Regions from separate parts of the Homo sapiens genome. Here region 2 is linked to region 1. A link is a loop called in an ENCODE intact Hi-C map of the cell type or tissue named here. Cell type or tissue: natural killer cell. All regions are shown on one strand. Links, peaks and the distances in the headings refer to the core of each region. The heading gives the core; the rest is flanking DNA.

Region 1 (2,817 bases), core at 266-2,765:
CAAAATCATAAATAAATAAATAGAAATTAGCTTTTCAGAGAGACAGAGGTCTTGTCTTGTTGCAGTCTCAAAAAAAAAAAAAATTTAAAGGAAAAGCAGTATTCAATGTCAGTGAGTCTTCCATTGTAAAGTTACTAATTGGCCTAATTTCAATATTGTTGTGTCTCAAGGAATAGGGAGGCCTGAGAAGAGGAAGCGAGATGGGTGAACAGCTGGTTGGTGGATCAGTCAGAACACACACATTTATCAATTAAGTTTGACATTTTATGTGGGCTTGGTTCATGGTACCCCAAAGCAATTACAACAGTAACATCAAAAATTACCACATATTACTATAACAGATAATAATGAAGTTTGAAATATGATAATTACCAAACTGTGACACAGAGAACACATTTTGTTGGAAAAATGGTGCTGACAGACTGGCAGACACAGTTACCACAAACATTCAATTTGTAAAAAATGCAGTATTTGCAAAGCGCAGTAAAGGAAAGCACAGTTAAACAAGGTATGCTTGTGTAAATTTATTTACCAGATTTTATAATACCAAAACCAAACAATATCCCTTAGAATTTATAAGAGTAATATCTTTATATCACAGTAAGCTCACTACCTCATTGGTATAGATGTTTAAATAAATTTAAGATTTAGACAAATTCATAAATTCTACCTCCATACTTTTATAAGGTTTTGGAGTCAGAAAGGGCCTTGGAGGTTTTCTAGCTCCTCATCTTTAAGGTATGTAAAATATCTGGAGTAGATCCGTAATGTCATGGAGACTAACAGTGGTTCTCACAAAATGTCTCCTGATACCCTGTTAGAGACAAAACATTGACCTAGAATGGTCTGGGTCGTGACGCACTGTGATGCTTCTCATCTTGTGAGTTAGAAATTTTTCACCCACTTGGTGGCCAGAAACAGACCACATAGAGTTTTGATGCTCTGAGACAGTGTGCTCACATAGGTAATTATATAGTTGCAGTTATAAATCCTGTTTGGCTAAATGTAGGCTCTGACAAGCCTTTGAAGGTGGGAAGTCTCCTGCATTGTAATCTAAAATCTTAAATCTAAGAAGGACAAATGTGGAAAATCAAATTATGATTTTAAAGATGAAATTGGGGTGAATGGTTAATGCTGACAGAGCTAAAAGCGCCATCATCTGGTCCAGAGTAGGGGATTTCACACGTTGCTTCTTGGCAGTAAACAGTAGAATCTCAGAGGTGCGGAAGCCAAAAACCTCTGCAGAACAACTATAACCTCTTCCTGAACAGCCACCTCTGTTGCTTGGTATGCAGAATAAAAGCTTTCTGAAACAGGGTTTGACATGTCTCAAAATAGATTTGAAAAGTTCTCACCATACCTGCTGCTTCTGTTGGTTTACATATAACATACATATTCCAAGTGATATATATGCACATATATATAAATATGTACATATATCCACTAAGTTCTTTGGCATAAGTTATTTCTAGTTTTAGATTTACTTTGCTAAAATGAAAACCAATCATCTAATTTATACCTTAGTGAAAGTAAGATGAAAATGTTTATAAAGAAACAGCTTACAAGCATTCTTTAACTAGGATGGTTACATATTTTTGTTTTGTAAACTGAGCTTTCACAACTATCTTCAGGACAACAAAAATTGTGGGAAGATAATAGAAAATACTTAGCTGGAAGAGAAATGGCACTTTCTCTTCAAACGAAAGAAATTTGGATTTCATCTAAGAAAGGACAGAAAAGAAAGAGCAATGTAACTTGGTGCTTCATTCTTTCTAAAACAGCACCTAGCAAAAACAAACTGGAATTTTATATCGAATCTTGAATCTAGTTTATTTCAGTGTCAGGTACCATTCTTTATAGATTGGGGATGAGGGAAGGTATTTAAGGTTCCTTTAAGATAGTTAAGATCTAGAAACAATGTTGAGTTTAGTTCTTAGAAAAATTACACAAAGGAGAAGAAAATAGTTTGTAAAGTATATTGAGTTCCTGTGAAAGGGATTAAGCAAAGGTGGTATCCTTGCAACTTTTTTGGGTCTTTTTCTAACACTAAATAGAGGCAACAGGATATAGAAAGGGCTTGGCCTAATTCGAATCCTAGATTTACTACTTGTTAGCTATGTGATCTTAGGAAGTCATTTAACCTCTCAAAACTTCGGTTTCCTCATCTATAAAAATAGAGTTGAAGGCTCGGTGCGGTGGCTCACAACTGTAATCCCAGCATTTTGGGAGGCCGAGGCGGGTGAATCATGAGGTCAGGAATTCGAGACCAGCCTGGCCAACATGGTGAAACCCCATCTCTACTAAAAATACAAAAAATGAGCTGGGCGTAGTGGCGGGTGCCTGTAATCCCAGCTACTCAGGAGGCTGAGGCAGGACAATCGCTTCAACCTGGGAGGCGGAGGTTGCAGTGAGCCGAGATTGTGCCACTGCACTCCAGCCTAGGCAACAGTGAGACTCTGTCTCAAAAAAAATAAAAATAAAAATAGAGTTGTAAATTGTGTGAGGATTAAATGAAATAATGTGTAAAACCATCTAGCAGACAATTTGGGAAGATGAAAAAGTGCTGGAGATGCATGGTGGCGATAGTTGCACAACAGTGTAAATATACTTCATGCTACTGAACTATATACCTAAAAATGTATTAAACGGTAAATTTTACCACAATTTAAAAAATCCACCTAGCATATGGTAGGTGATGCCTACCTTATGCTTTTTCCCTTGCCTTCTTTAAAGATACAATTTTCTTTTAATTCTCAAAAAATAACAAGTTGTATAGCAGGAGATGTTGCATAAAGCTGTCTTAAATTGCATTCATAA
Region 2 (2,817 bases), core at 188-2,687, 770 kb before region 1:
TAGTTGCCTTTGTTATTATCGTAATCATTAGTGGTTGCTGGAAGTGGGGCAGGGTGTGTTTAGGTGAGCAGGGGGGAGTGTTAATGAGCCCATGGGTCTGGTGTGAGGGGGAGATCCCTGTACCTATCACAACCCTGTGCCTTTATTGCATGCTCCTTTACACACCCTCCACCCCTTGAAGAGGCTTCCCCTGGCCCCCTGCCCAGTAACTTACTTACTATGAATATTCCGTTGCTACATCCTGTTTCTGCTTTTGACTTTGCATCCTGTTCCAGACCCTTAGCCTGCTCCCTAGCCTCTAATCTGACTCTTCCATTAACTGTCAAACCTTCAACAGATAATTCTTTTAGCATCTGCTGTGCACACCAGTAAGTGCTGAAGATTCAAGGTGAACCCAAGACACAATCCCTGCCTTATGGGGTTTACAGCATTGTGTGGACATCCATCATTCACTCAGTCCTCACTGCACCAGAGACGACACTAAATGCTTCACTTGCATAATCTCACTTTTCTCAGTCATAACTGTCAGGTTGTCCCCACTTCATAGTTGAAGAAGCCATGGCTCAAAGACTTAAATAATTTTCCCAGGGTCATAGCTAATTGGTGGCACAGGCAGGAGGATTTAAGCCTAAGTCTGATTGCCTCAAAAATGTCTTAAACCACTCTGTAAAAGACTGTTCTTCATCACTGTATCTCCAATGCTCAGGACAGTGCCTGGTATGTATCACACAATCAACATTTGTGGAAGGAAGGAAGGATGTTGTTTTGAGCCGTCTCTTGGGCTCCACCCTTCAAATACAGAGCCACCTCAAACCCAGCCCTGAGGTTTCTCAGTACCTCTGGGCACCACATCTTCCTTCCTCACAGATCCCCCAGCCCCCACCCTACATCTGAGGCCCTCCCTAATTTATCCCTGCCTCTTAGGGGCAGCCAGCCAGACCAAGAATCCCTTCTTCATCTTGTCTGAGTATAATACATGTAAAGTTGATCCAAGCTTTCTACCTAGAAAACACACACACACATCCTGAAGCTTTATAATTTACACAGCAGTAATAAAAACGTTGAAGGAATTTAAGTAGATGGATGTGGCACAACCTCAGCTCTCCTGATGTTTTACAGACTGCCACACTATACCAGCTGCCTCCCACAATGGCTGTGAGGTGAGAACCTGAGGTGAGAACACACCCTTCCTTCAAGCTACTTCACACTGCCTCCTCAGCATAAACATAAGATTTTCCCTTTTCTATTCCTCTTAAGAGAAAAAGTATAATATAGGCCAGAGGAAAAGTATAATATAGGCCAGAGAAAAAATATAATATAGGCCACAGAGACTGACTTAAGTTTCTTGTGGCACAGATGAGGATTATACTGTGGCATTTCTCTTTTCTGTGACTGGGTGGGCCACGGTGAAATAAAGTCCTAAAATGTATTAAAACTGTTTAGACCACCTAAATTAGAATCCTTCATTTGTTAGGCCTTTCAGAAACATTTCTCGGGACTGCAAAATATATGGTAGGGATTCATTCCATTTTATAGATCAGCAAACTGAGACAGAAGGTGAGTGAGGGAATTGGAATCATACGAATGGTTATGGCAGGATACAGGGCACAGAGACTTTGGCACACTTTACTTTTTCCACTATACCACATACTGTCTCCTGAATTGAACATTTTCATCTTCTTTATTATAAAATGATTCAAATAAAATATATCTATATGTTTTCTTATTTCACTTTTTTTTTTTGGTCACTCTAGAACTGTAAGCATTGGGGGTACAGGGGAGGGATAGCATTAGGAGATACACCTAATGTTAAATGACGAGTTAATGGGTGCAGCACACCAACATGACACATGTATATATATGTGACAAACCTGCACGTTGTGCACATGTACCCTAAAACTTAAAGTATAATAATAATAAAAAAAGAACTGTAAGCATTTTTCAGACATTCACAATGGGAAATTTGAATGTTAAAGTTGGAGAGACTGCGGTTAATAGCTTGAATTTTAGAGTCAGGAAAACCTGTCTGTACTCAGGCAAGATAATTGATATGGTTTGGATCTGTCCCCACCAAATCTCATGTCGCGATGTAATCCCCAGTGTTGGAAGTGGGGCCTGGTGGGAGGTGATTGGATCATGGGGGTGGTCCTTCATGAATGATTTAGCACAATCTCCTGGTGCTGTTCTCATGATAGTGAGTGAGTTCTCACAAGTTCTGGTTGTTTACAAGCGTACAGCATCTCCCCCCTTCTCTCTCTCTTGCTCCTGCTCCCACCATGTAAGACAGGTCTGCTTCCCCTTTTCCTTCAGCCATGATTGTAAGTTACCTGAGGCCTCCCCAGAAGCCGAGCAGATGCCAGCATCATGCTTCCTGTACAGCCTGCAGAACCATGAGCCAATTAAACATTTTTTCTTTATAAATTACCCAGTCTCAGATATTTCTTTATAGCAATATTAGAATGGACTAATGCAGTAATTAACCTCAGTTTCCTGACAGGTAGATAGAAATTACTAATATGGCCCCCAGCGGCACATGTTCCAAGGAATTAAATGAGATGATATATGATAAGCACTTGGCAGAGTGCCTGGCGCATAGTAAGCACTAAATAAATGTTAGTTGTTGTAATTGTTACTAGAACTATTATGTGAGTCCCTCAGTTTCTCTGAAGAATCCTCCTTGTTTTGTGACCAGCAGTACTTGACCTTTATGGCCAAGATCCAGGCAATTTGTGTCTATTTTTTTCTTGACCTATTTTCTGGCTATAGCTTCTAGTTTCAAGATTGTAACCACATCCGTTTAGTCTTTACACTTATTTC

Evidence for each region. A loop is a pair of places that touch in the nucleus more often than their neighbours do. Peaks named below come from ENCODE experiments on the same cell type or tissue, not always from the same donor. Only the 100,000 strongest peaks of a DNase experiment are listed, where the experiment ranks them.
Region 2: it touches region 1 in a loop (7-fold over the local background); 1 of 110 quality-filtered maps calls a loop at or near these places.

What each region holds. Positions count from the first base shown.
Region 1 is chr1:92,315,043-92,317,859 of GRCh38, forward strand. The region is part of intron 6 of RPAP2 (RNA polymerase II associated protein 2); the gene reads left to right. It also overlaps a transcript of GLMN not described here. Among named protein-coding and RNA genes, the nearest start is that of RPAP2, 17 kb to the left of the region's middle. In natural killer cell, for the core only: no CTCF peak of the experiment used is centred there; DNase peaks (open chromatin) are centred at 869 and 1,209; H3K27ac peaks cover 2,500 bases.
Region 2 is chr1:91,548,388-91,551,204 of GRCh38, forward strand. All of the region lies in intron 3 of LOC102723436 (a long non-coding RNA gene), which reads right to left. Among named protein-coding and RNA genes, the nearest start is that of CDC7, 49 kb to the left of the region's middle. In natural killer cell, for the core only: no CTCF peak of the experiment used is centred there; DNase peaks (open chromatin) are centred at 824 and 1,144; H3K4me3 peaks cover 263 bases; H3K27ac peaks cover 2,500 bases.